2 separate regions of the Homo sapiens genome follow, and region 1 is linked to region 2. A link is a contact called in ENCODE Hi-C data. All regions are on one chromosome and are shown on one strand. Each heading gives the region's core, a stretch centred on a gene start or an enhancer-like site at or near the end of the contact. The rest is flanking DNA. Distances are from core to core; before and after follow the strand shown.

What was found. Hi-C counts contacts between places; a loop is a spot of excess contacts on that map.
Region 1: a map of CD14-positive monocyte shows a loop between it and region 2 (1.8-fold over the local background). The contact joins two enhancer-like sites. A Hi-C loop is called at or near these places in 2 of 168 maps with a recorded cell type or tissue (CD14-positive monocyte and astrocyte of the cerebellum).

Annotation. Positions count from the first base shown.
Region 1 is chr10:47,179,171-47,185,276 of GRCh38, reverse strand. No RefSeq gene overlaps it. Among named protein-coding and RNA genes, the nearest start is that of GDF10, 120 kb to the left of the region's middle. Within about 2 kb of position 1,721, at least 3 of the 41 ENCODE cell types and tissues checked have a DNase peak (open chromatin) inside an H3K27ac peak, as active enhancers do.
Region 2 is chr10:47,135,804-47,142,195 of GRCh38, reverse strand. No RefSeq gene overlaps it. Among named protein-coding and RNA genes, the nearest start is that of GDF10, 160 kb to the left of the region's middle. RefSeq lists an enhancer at 3,826-5,025. Within about 2 kb of position 4,680, at least 3 of the 41 ENCODE cell types and tissues checked have a DNase peak (open chromatin) inside an H3K27ac peak, as active enhancers do.

The sequences.
Region 1 (6,106 bases), core at 472-2,971, 46 kb before region 2:
AGGTAGGGGCAGGACAGGGGTCGGGGCCCTGGCTGGGGTTCAGGAAAGACCCAAGATTGCCAACACAGCAAGAATAGCCGATCTCAGGGGTGGAGGCTGCAGCACAGTTGGGCTCATGGCCCCCGGTGAGACCTGCACACAAGCACTCAGATCCGGGGACCTGGGCCAGGCACTACTGGGCACCAGATGAGGTGCTGTCCACTCAGGAGACCGGGTCGTCCTCCCCACTATGAGCGTGAGAATGGCATGCAAGAGGGCAAGGGCCCGCAGCTGTTACTTCACCCAGGACACAGTCCAGGGCTGTAGCCCATGCTTTGCCCTGTGTGTTACAGTCCATAGCTTCTCTGGTGCCCAAGGTGGCCCTGTGCAACCCTATCTCAGGCAGCAAGATGTATTCTGGGCCCCAGGTCGTGTCCCTGGGGCACCTCGATGTGGCCCCCTCCAGGCAAAGTAACCCAGACACAGGGGGTTGGCTGGTGGTCAGAGAGGTGTTGGCCTCTGCAGCCATCTGACTCCAGCATAGCGAAGTGGTGACATCTGTCACCCCTCTGCAGCCTCTGGCCCTGGTTTTCCAGCTGCACCACTTGAGGATGCTGCAGAGCCATGAGGTCAAAGAAGTAATCCTTTCCCTCTGAAGTGAGGACCTGGAAAGTCCACATTTGCTGGAGAGCAGGGGAGGCCTCTGCAGGATGGTTACGCCACCTGTCACCAAACGGTCCAACCCAGCCCCAGTAGGGGTGTGGGCAGAGCAATTTGCTCCCTTTGAATATCTAGTTCTGTAGCCTGCAGTAGCTTAGGGAGTGGCCCAAGGGGGTTTCCCTAGTTAAGTCCTGCCGGTTCATCACCCAAGACTCAATATGCATCTGGCATTAGGCACAAGTGGTGAGCCCAAAGAGGCATAAAACAAGGCCAAGGCCTATAGGCAGACTTACCCACTGACTGGAGATAAAACATACTGAGGGATGATCCAGCTGCCTGGTGCCCATCCCTGGGAAGGGCAGGTGGCTCTCTCTGAGGGTGGTGGGCCACTGCACTGCCAGTGAGTTTAGAAGACATGGCACCTCAGGTGCTGGGAGCACTTTCTGTGTTCTTTCCTCTTCTTGTGGCTTGTCCTGCACCTGCACCTCCAAAGGCTTTATTTTCGTTGTATTTCATTGCTGGGCTCTGCTCTAGGGTGGGGCCTGTTTAAGAGGTGCCTGTTCCTTGGCACCAAAATTGTTCTGGGCCTGCTCATGTGGCATCCGCCTCATTGTGCACTCCCTGGGGACCGCTCTGCCTCCAATTTTGTCCCTCACCCTGACTCCTCTGTGTGAGGCCCTCTGCCCTCCAACCACAGAGGTGCTGCCCCAGTTTGCCCCTGGCTCCTTGGCTCCAGGGAGAGGCTGTGCTTTGCATGTTGAGTTGATTCCTTCAGCCTTACTGGAACGTCATGTACCCGTCCTGACAGGATTTCATGACTCAGAAATGTGAGGTCTTCTTTGGCTGCAGAGCCCTGTGTAATGAAAGAAGCCTGGGAAATATAACCTGTGATAGGCTAGGACTTCTCCAAACCTGGACAGTCCCTCAGCAAAACTACAAAGCCAATTGTGAAGTCCCGGCAGTTTGTGGTCGTGGCTGCTCTGTTTGCCACATACAGCCAGCCGTACCTTCAGAGCTGTAGGCAAATGGACGGAGGGACCGGTGCTGACTCTTGCAACTGGGTTTCATCACGGCAGTGTGCTCCAGATCTCTGGGCATCTGGAACGAATGTGTAAGGAGTGAGGACAGGGAACTGCAGCCTTTGTCAGCTCCCTCTGCCCAGGTGGTGGGTTGGGGAGGCCCAGCGGTGCCAGGTTCCGAGGATAACTTCTCTGCTGCTAGACTTTGATTATGTCAGAGTCTCCTGGCCAGACTCCCTATGTGAGAAATGGGGTGGGGATGTCATGGGACAAGTCCAGCCACCAAGCCCTCTAGGTCCAGGGTCTGCCCACATGGGGGACACCTGGAGGCCAGATGTGTGCCCACAGGGCACCTGGTGAGATGGGAGGGTGAAGAGAAACTCTTTCTTGTGTGAACTATGTCCTCTGAGTGCGGCGAACCCCCATCCAAGCCTCTTCAAATATTTACATGTCTACCTAGGCTTGGACAGCTGTTTGGCAAGGGAGGCAGTTGGTCAACCTCCATATGCTTTCTAACTTGAAATAGTGCAGATGAGCTGGTCCTTGTTAAATGAATTAGGCTCTTACTATTTGAGTCCAAAACCTGTCTGGCTCAAGATATCTGGTCCTTCACTCCCAGACACTTGAAGATCCATGCAGTGTTTCCCTACCCTCAGCCATCCAGTGCCAATGTCCAGCCATTTATAATTTACTTAATATTTTCTTTAAATTGATCCACTCATACTGCCTACATAAATAGAATTTAAAAGGAAACTTTATACCACAAGTATAAATAGGAAACTATTAATACTTGCCATAAGTAGAAGGGAACTATATTTTAAAATACAATGAAAATAAAGCAAGTTTATTAAATTCTAGCAGGACACTGTTTTGCCAAGTTTCTCAGATTGAAACTGTTCTCTCTTTGTTAAACAGTGAAATTATCATGTGTTAGAGCAGTGTTACAGACATGCCTTTGGGAATCTAAAGAGAACTAGAAAGAGAATCACATTCACATTACAAAAGTCAGTGTTATTTTATTCATTCAGTTACTAAATACCCAGCAAGTGGTTGAGTGGAGTGGATAGTTCTTAGGACTACAAAGGCAAAATTAAATATAATCCTGTTTCCTTGTAGAGCTCATGATCTAGCAGAGAAGACTGACAAGGAACAAGTAAATAAATTTTAAAAAATCAACTTCAGTTTGTGGGAAGAAAAGAAAGCAAAGTATGTGCATAGAGAGGAGTATATTTTGAGTAGGTGTGTGTTGCAATGTGGGGACTGCACCTAGAGTGACCTTCATACTGAGTTTGAGACTCCAAATGGATATTTGAATGGTGACCTGAACTGGGTCTATGTGGAAAGGCTGGGGCTGAAATGATAAATTTAGGGATAGCAGTAGCATAGATGGTGTTCGAAGCCACAGGCCCAAATGCCTAGGTGGCACACGTGCATGAAGGGTGGGATCTGAGGGCTGAGCCCTTGGTCCCCCACATTAACGAGTCAGGAAGGAGAGAAGGAGCCAGCCAGGGAGATGAAGACAGGCAGACCCCTGTGGTCTTCCGTGGTTCTGTGGAAACACAATGAGAGTGCTTGGAAAGGATGGAGCGATTGACTAAAAAACGTTGCTGAGGCATTGAGTCAGATGAGGACCCTTGGGTTTGACAAGATGGCAGCACTTTTGGTGGGACAGTAAGAGTGAACACCTCATTGGAGCGGGTTAAAGAGAGGACAGGGAGCGAGGAAGGGGAGACAGGGAGCACAGTCTTCTCTTGACTTTTTCAATAACAGTGCTGGTGTTGAAGAACTCATCTGCCTGCAGCAGCTCATGAGCCACTCGAAATCAAACTGTGGATCACATGGCCTGAAAATCCACCCTGGATACCCAACCCCTGAGACAGGTAACACCCCCAGGAGGGTGACTTCTAGGTTAGTTTTCCCCCAGGAAGGGTCTTTCCTCTCTGGGAGCTGGGGACCCGGGGGCCCGCACTCAACACAGACGTGTATAGCAGCAGGGCAGGCCCATGCCAGGGCCACACGGCCGCACACAACCCGGGCCCTTATCCCAGAGCACAGTGAGGCGCCGGGCTAGTCATGCTGCAGCATGGATATTTATTGATCTTGATTCACACGATCCAAGAAAAGCTTGGCCACAGAGCCTTTGGTTCAATCACAAGGATATGGGGGTTGGGCATGGGCGAAAGAGAAGGAAATGGAATTTAAAGGAATCTGTCTTTAAGAAAATAACTCTTTGTAAACCTGATTTATGGGAGCCTGTGCATGCAATAGTGAAATGCTCTGTAACTCCTTGGAGGTGGTGTGAATAGGGGTTCTGTTAGCCACTGGCGGGACCTCCAGAAGCAAAACATGCCAGGGGGATGGAAGAGCGGCCTTCCTGGAGTCAATCTCTAGCAGGGCCTGCGAGGAAGTGGGGCTTCCTCCTCCAGCCCTCGGACGGCAGCCTGGGAGACGGGAGAGCGCTAACATTGATGTGCATTTTTATTTTGAATGAACAGAGCAATTAAAGTGCACCAGGGCCAGATTTAAGTTTTCTCCTTGGGCTGTTTCGAAGCTGCCTTCAGTCTGACCTCATCTGCACCCACACATTTCCTTTTATAGATATATATATACAAAAGATATAAATACATATATAAAATATATAAATATATATAATATATAAATATATAAATATATATAACATATAAATATATAGAAAATATATAAATATATAAAATATAAATATATAAATATATATAATATATATGAATATGTACATATATACATATAAATATATAAAATATAAATATATAAATATATATAATATATATGAATATGTACATATATACATATAAATATATAATATATAAATATATAAATATATATAAAAATATATATAAATATAAAAATATACATAAATATAAATAAATATATACATATATACATATAAATATAAAAATATATAAAATATATATAAATATATATAAATATATAAATATATGTAAATATATGAATATATAAATATATGTAAAGATATAAATATATAACTATATATAAATATATAAATATATAACTATAAATATATAAATATAAATATATAAAAATGTATAAATATATATATCTATAAATATATAAATATATATAGCTATATATAAATATATAAAAATATATAAACATATAAATATATAAATATATAAAAATATATAAACATAAATATATAAATGAATAAGTAAATATACATAAATATATATAAATATATATAAATAAATAAATATATAAATATATAAATAAATATATATGAATATAAATAAATATATATAAATATATAATAATACATATAAGTATATATAAATATATAATAAATATATATAAATATATAATAATATATATAAATATATAATCATATATAAATATAAATAAATATATAAATATATATAAATATAAATAAATATATATAAATATAAATATATATAAATATATAAATATACATAAATATAAATATATAAATATATAAATATATATAAATATAAATATATAAATATATATAAATATAAATATATAAATATATATAAACATATATAAATATATGTATAAATATATACACAGACTTTTTTTTTTTTTGAGAAGGTGACTCACTTGGTTACCCAGGCTGGAGTTCAGTGGCACAATGGTAGTTCACTGCATCCTCAACCTCCTGGGCTCAAGTGATTCTCCCACCTCAGCCTCCCAAGTATCTGGGATTACAGGTGCATGCCACCATGCCCAGCTATTTTTTTTTAATTTTGTAGAGATGGGGGTGGGGTGTCACTATCTTGCCCAGGCTGGTCTAGAACTCTTGGCCTCAAGACATCCTCCTGCCTCTGCCTCCCAAAATGCTGGGATTATAGGCATGAGCCACCACACTGGCCAGCCAGAGAAATTAAGAAAGTCCTGCACTAGCCGTGAGAAACAAAGTCGGAATAGTTTGACTTATTTTGCAGGGGAAGAAAGAAACCAAAACAACTGCTGAGGGCCCAGCATGTTCCAGGTATCTGGTGTTTGCCTTCTTTCTTAATCTTCACCACCACTCTGTTTTATAGATAGGAAGCTAAGGGTGAACAAGGGAAAGGGCTTGCCCAAGACCACAGTGTGACAGAGAGGCATGCACCCTCTGATAAATGGCCTCTTCTGATGTTCTCTCAGCTGTCTGACTTCTGGGCAGCCAGCGGAGATTTCCATCCTTGACCACAACCTTTTCATAATTGCACAGAATGTAAAGTGATGGGCACTGTTGCCCAGAGGTTGCATCCTGGCTCCTCAGGGCTGTCTGCTCTGGTTAGCCTGCATGGTCAGTGTGGTTCCTTCTGGTAGTGTGATGGCATTGGTGCCCTCTCCCAACCCTCTTTCCCCATAACTCCACTCCCTATTTCTTCCCATAGGTGGGCTCTCGCTCCTGCACCTGCTTGGCTCATGTGAGCATTGGCCTTGTGACC
Region 2 (6,392 bases), core at 3,431-5,930:
AGAACAGGGCTGTCCACATGTGGACTCTGGCCAGGGGGAGGGATTTTCTCCATCCCACAAGCAAGAATAAACCCAGACGTAGTTGAGCAATGGACAGCCCCCTCAGATGCAAGCATGGCTGCCGAATGGGAAGGGGATGTGGGCCCAAGACGGGATGGATTTGGGCAAGATGGAGGTGGTGAACACAAAGTGAGGTGAGTGGGTTTGGAGGACGTAGCAGGTGGTGAAATTGTGAGTCTGGAATGGGTTGGGCACAAGATGCGGTACAGCAAGATGCCAGGGAAGCCCCTGGTCCCTGACCTCTGCACCTGCTCATGGATGTTGGTGCCTCTGTGGACCTCAGATGAGCTGCTTTTCAGCCTGGGCCCATCCCCCATCAGCAGTAAAGACTCCTAAACCCTGATGACAGAGAATCTCTGCCATCTCTCCGTTCCCTCCTTGTCTACTTCCTCCATCTCCAGGGCACCAACCACCTGGCCTCCCACCTCCTGCCAGTCCATTCTCCCAGAGCAGCCCTTTGGGGAGTCATCACTGTCTCACTTGGCAAATGAGGAAACTGAGGTTTAGCGAGGTTTGTGGCCTCAGTTGAGTCTGGGCAGCAACAACTCGGCAGCTCCTGCCCCATGGCATGTGCCTGACGACGCATGGAGGACCCCCATGAAAACAAGTCCTTCTTGCTCCTGACACTGAAGATACAGGTGCAGACCCCCGAGCCTGCTGAGCAGTGGCTTGGTCACTTATTGGCCCAATTCTGGCAGCTAAGAGTGGCCCTTTGGCCCTCAGACATGCTTAGTGAGTCAGGCTGAGTAGCTGGGGATCAAGTGCCCAGACCACCAGGGCAATCTGGGATTCTCATTGGTTGAGAATTGAAAAGGGAATTATTATTTGTGGGGTATTGTTTAGCAACTATGCCCTCTTCCAAGGCACTGTCAGAGTCATACAGTTTCACAGCTCTCCTGTTCTATGCGAAGTCTGCCTTCTTTGCCTGCCCTGTCTTTCGTGTCTTGACATCGCAAAGATAAAACTGTCTAGCAAGTGCAGATGGCCAGCAGCTAACCTCAGCAGGGCCTCCCAAATTCCTGGTGATGGAAGCTGATGTGCAGCTTGGCTCTCACACTGCAGGTAAAATGTCCCATAGCACTTAACCCTCACTCCCTTCTGTTTTATTATCACATTATTCACCTGAGATGGCTTTGAATCATGTGTACTTCAACGGCTTCCTGCATCTGGAGAGTGTCAGGGGAGAATTTCAAACATGAAATATGTCAGGTTTAAAATGCGCCACATCCTTGCATCTTCAAACCCTCCCACAGCTCATGGCATCCTGCCCTGAAAGGCCTTTTCCCAAGTCTTCCAGGCTGGGGCTCCCTCTGCTCTGACTCCAGGTTCCAGGAGAGGAAGGGATTGCAGAGCCTGAGAGGACAAGCCACTCGATGGCCAATGCATAGATGCTAGAAGCCAACATTTGAGTTCGAGCCCACTCATGGCTCTGTGCCTCAGTTGCCTCATCTGTAAAATGGAGATAACCACACTGCCGGCCTCACAGGAACACAGTGAGGTGAACCAAGTTAATGTATGTAGGGCACCAGGAGCAGAGCCTGGCCTGTGCTCAAATCAAATCCACACATGAGTTGCTATTGTCACAGACATTTCTCAAGTACTTGCTAGGTGTCAAGCCCTGTGTAATTTACTTTCCGTTCTTATCCTGGCTGGAGACTCACAAGTCTCACTAGGGGATAGGAGGCAGGAAAAACAGGCAGACGCCAGGGTAGTATCTGGCCCTGCTCTCCCCAGTGGGAAATGTTTCTGGGTAGGACACAGGAAAGAAAGGCTGCAGATCCTTGCTCTCAGTTTTTGCCAGTGAGAGGTGAGGCCAGCTGGACTTCCTGGGTCCAGTGGGGACTTGGGGAACTTTCCCGTCTTACAAGAGGATTGTAAAACGCACCAATCAGGAACTTTCCTGTCTTACAAGAGGATTGTAAAACGCACCAATGAGTGCTCTGTAAAATGCACCAATCAGCAGGATTCTAAAAGTAGCCAATCATGGGGAGGATTGAAAAAAGGGCACTCTGATAGGACATAAATGAAACATGGGAGGGGACAATAAGGGAATAAAAGCTGGCCACCCCCCAGCCAGCAGAGGCAACTGTTGGGGTCCCCTTCCAGGCTGTGGGAACCTTGTTTTAGATCTTCACAATAAACCTTGCTACTGCTCACTCTTTGGGTCCACGCCATGTTTAAGAGCTGTGACACGGGCAAGGTCTGCAGGTCTGCGGCTTCATTTTTTTTTTTTTTTTTTTTTTAGATGGAGTCTTGCTCTTGTCACCCAGGCAGGAGTGGTGCAGTGGTGTGATCTCGGCTCACTGCAACTTCTGCTTCCTGGGTTCAAGCGATTCTCCTGCCTCAGCCTTCTGAGTAGCTGGGGTTACAGGCACCTACCATGACGCCTGGCTAATTTTTGTATTTTTAGTAGAGACGGGGTTTCGCCATGTTGGACAGGCTGGTCTCGAACTCCTGGCCTCATGATCCGCCCGCCTCGGCCTCCCAAAGTGCTGTGATTATAGATGTGAGCCACTGCGCCTAGCCCGCGGCTTCATTCTTGAAGTCAGCGAGATCACGAACCTACTGGCAGGAACCAACTCCGGACACACCTGGGTCACAGAGACTCCTTTTACCGAGGGCCTGAGGCGGGCTGTCACTTACCCGCAGCTACACACGCTAGATCCCAGGCCTCATTTCCTCCTGCTGGGCCTGTTCAGCTGTAAACGCCATCCCAGTGTCTGGCGTCTGCATCTGACCATACCTCTTCCTGGTCTTTATTGCCTTTTTCTCTTTCATTGAAGTCAAGGGCACAGAAAAGTGCTTGACGTGCCCTGCAGAGGCCCTGGGTGCCCTCTGACCACAAACATCATGACCCAGAAATTCTGCTAACTCAGAAACACAGTTGCAGACTTTCTCCTGAGCTTAGGTAATAATTGCACTTGTATTTTCTCTTTCTTTCTCTCTCTCTTTTTATTTATTTAGTTATTTATTTGTTGGGTCAGGAATAGCAATATGTCAACCCAATTTTTTTTTAAATCCCTGAGTTTTTATTATAAGCTACAGCAGTGTGGGGTGGGAGAGGCTGTTGTGTTACTCAAACTTGCATTACAGAATAAACCTTCCTATGAAACATGGTAGGCTGTTTTTGGAACTCAAGCAGCTCATGAGAGAGTTGCTTTAGGAGCTGTGTTGTTTGTTTTGATGGCCTCCTTGGAAGGGCACTTCAGTGGGGCTTGGGTCCTGGACGCAAGAGGCTGTGAGCAGGCAGCTTGGGATCACTGAGTCCCAGCCCCCCTCTGTCTCCAGGAGAGAAGTGCCCTGATCAGGGGCATGAGGAGACAGTCACTGAGCAATTGTGCTTGAACTAGCTGGACAAACATGGAAGGAAGGGAGTCATATATATACAACATACCCCCATTGTGCCTGGTCTCTTCTAAGTACCTTTATCATCATCCTCACGGCTCTGATTTTCTTCATCTAATTAAAGCACAAAGGTATCATTTACTTGTGAAAGGCACCTACTTAGCAGATTGAAGAACTTGAATTCAAACCTAGATTTTTCCAAAAAAAAAAAACTATGCCCTCATAAAGAGAGAGCCACTGGTTGGTGGGGGCGGGTGGGGGTGGTGGAGCGAAGAAGCTAAGTAAAACATTTTTTTTCTGGATACGTGAGGGAACAAACCAAGTGTGGTCATGGGGCTGGGGGAGGTGTCAGCTTCGGACATCCTTAGCTCCTCTTCCAGAAGGGCCAAGGCTGGGGATTTTGGGGAGAGACACAGGAGAGGTGATGGGGAAGGAAGGAGAATCAGGGCTACTACCCTGCTGTCCCCTGGAACCCGGGTGGCCTGGCGGGGCCAAGAGGAGAAGTGGTCACCTGCCTGTTCTCGCACCTGATTCCCTGGTCATGGGGCAGATTCCAGGAGAAGCCCCGTATTAGTGGATGCTGACTTCACGGCTTCCCAGATCCCAGATCCCCAGCCTTCCATGAAGATCTTACCTCAAGAGACTGTGCGGTTCTCTGAAGAAGTCAGAGGAATTAGTTTCTTGGCCTTTCATCTCACATCTTGGAGAATCTCTAAGCCCACTTGAAATCACAGGTAATGGGGAAGGGCAGAGCACTTGGCATCTGCAAGAGCTCCCAGGAGGCGCTTGAAGTGACACTCTCCGTGGCTCCATGGGCTCCTGTGCTTGCTCCCAGGTGTCCCAAGGAAATCAGAGAGGAGCTAGTTCCTTTTTGAGGTTGAGGTCCAGGCTGTCAGACACACCCAGGTCTTGGAAATTTTTAAGCAAATCCTGTAGACCTGACTGCAACTATCCCCACAGAAATTGCGCAGGGACAGACATTTGCTCTCATAAATGCCGCTGTCAGCCCGAATGAAGCTCCCAGCAGTGCCTGACCTAAGATCAGTGTCTGTAGCAATACTAAACATCCATGAGTCAACCCTTAAGCCTTCAGTCTCCTCTGAATCATTCTCTTCTGGGCCCCCCAAAATGTCTGAGATTCCTTGGGACTGTCTGTCTTGAAAGAGGTCTTTGTTCCAAGATATGAGAATCAATAAAATAATAGGACTAAGGAGTGGGAGGATGCTTATCAAGTGTAAATAGTGTGCATACGTGGCCAGGAACCCTACAGCTAAGGAGTCAGGCTGGACCAAGGGTGAGGTGGGGTCTGCTGGCATTCTGCTCATGTTGCCCAGAGTTTTGGAGGTTAGTTAGCTTTTGTGGGAATATAGAATCTAAGGAATTAGTCTCACTGACTTTTTATTGTAATGAAAGGGCCTGAATTGGGGGCTGAATCACTTCCCTGGGAAGATAAGCGAAGCCACTGGAAAGAACCTCAGGTCTCGGACGGGAGCAGTGAAGAAACAGACAAAAAGAGAGTCAACTTCTAGTCCTCTCTTTACCCCTGCCAGAGCCCTGAACCATGGGACCAGGGGGTGAGGGTCCTGGAATGTTCAGTGACTCCAGAAGCCAGTTAACCACAGAGAATCATGCGAAAAACTTCAGCCACCTAATGTAGCTCCACTCTGTGTCCGCCTTGAGTGCAAGGGGCTTGGGGAACGGGGCTGCTAAGTGAAGCAGTGTCACTTCCAGGCCTTGGCAATCTCATTGCAGCTGGAGTCCATGGAAGCTGCAGTGCTGAGGCCAGCAGACAGCCTGCCAAGCCTGAGATGCCTGATGGGCAATAACAAGAAAGGGGAGCTCCAGCCTGGCTTGGTGTTGAGTCTCTGGGAAGAAAACCAAACAAATCCAGGGTGGGTTAGCTTTCTCCTGTGGTTGTACTCTCTCTCCTGCAGTCAGGAGAAAGGAAAGAAAGAAAAAGAGAGAAAGAGAGAAATAGACAAGGAAAGAAAGAGAAAAAGAAGGAAGGGAAGGAAGGAAGGAGAACAATGAAAGAAAGAGAGAGATAAAGAAAGAGAAAGGAAAGAAAAGAGGCAGGAACTAGGAGGCCTTGACACTTGTGACTGAGCCCTGCAGAAGGGTCAGTGATGAGGACCTCAGAAAGTAAAGACCTCACCTGGACCCTGAAGCTCACTTCCAGGTGTTCTGCTGTGAAGCCAGGACTGGACACCAGAGCATCCACTATGGCAAGGGCTCTACTCTCCAGGCCACCTGAAGGTATCAGGGGTTTCTGACCTGGAGACGAGCAAACACAGTGGGAGGTGCTGCTGCCTGGTGATATCTGAGGTGCTGATGTGGAGGGAGGACAGGCTTCTTCCTTATGACACCCAGAGCTCAAGTTGGGGCCCACAGGGACCATTCAAAAGGAACTCAAGTTCAGTGTAATCTGAGTGCATCAACTGGGATTTACCAAGAGAAGCAGACCCAGTAAGAGATAGATGATTTGTTGTTGGGCATTGAGCTAACGTCGTCCTGGGGGTGGTTTTGTTAAGTGGTCTCTGCAAGGTTATGGTCCCCACAGCTGATGCTGGAGATTGAAGTCTATGAAGTAGGCCATCAGGAAGGGAAGAGCGTGAGCAAGTTGGAACCCGCAAGCAGGAGGGATGGCGGAGACCATGCCCATGCTTGTTGCCTCTGACCATGGTGACAAGGGTGTCCTGCAGAAGCAGGGACTCTCCCTCACAGGGTTAAACACATGCACCTGGGCCAGGAGGCAGAGAAGGTGGCCTGGCTGTGGCTTCATGCCACTGGGGTGAATCGCCAGACCAGCAACAATAGGTGTGTGCTGCTATTTCCCCATCGACTTTCCAATCTCCCAAGACTTTTCTGTGTGGCTGACTCTAACCATAAACAGCTGATGGTGAGCACCAGGAAACGTAGTCCTGGCCAGCCAACCTGATATCAGAAGACCAGCACAGCAAGGAAGGCCTGTCTCACATTCAGAGCTG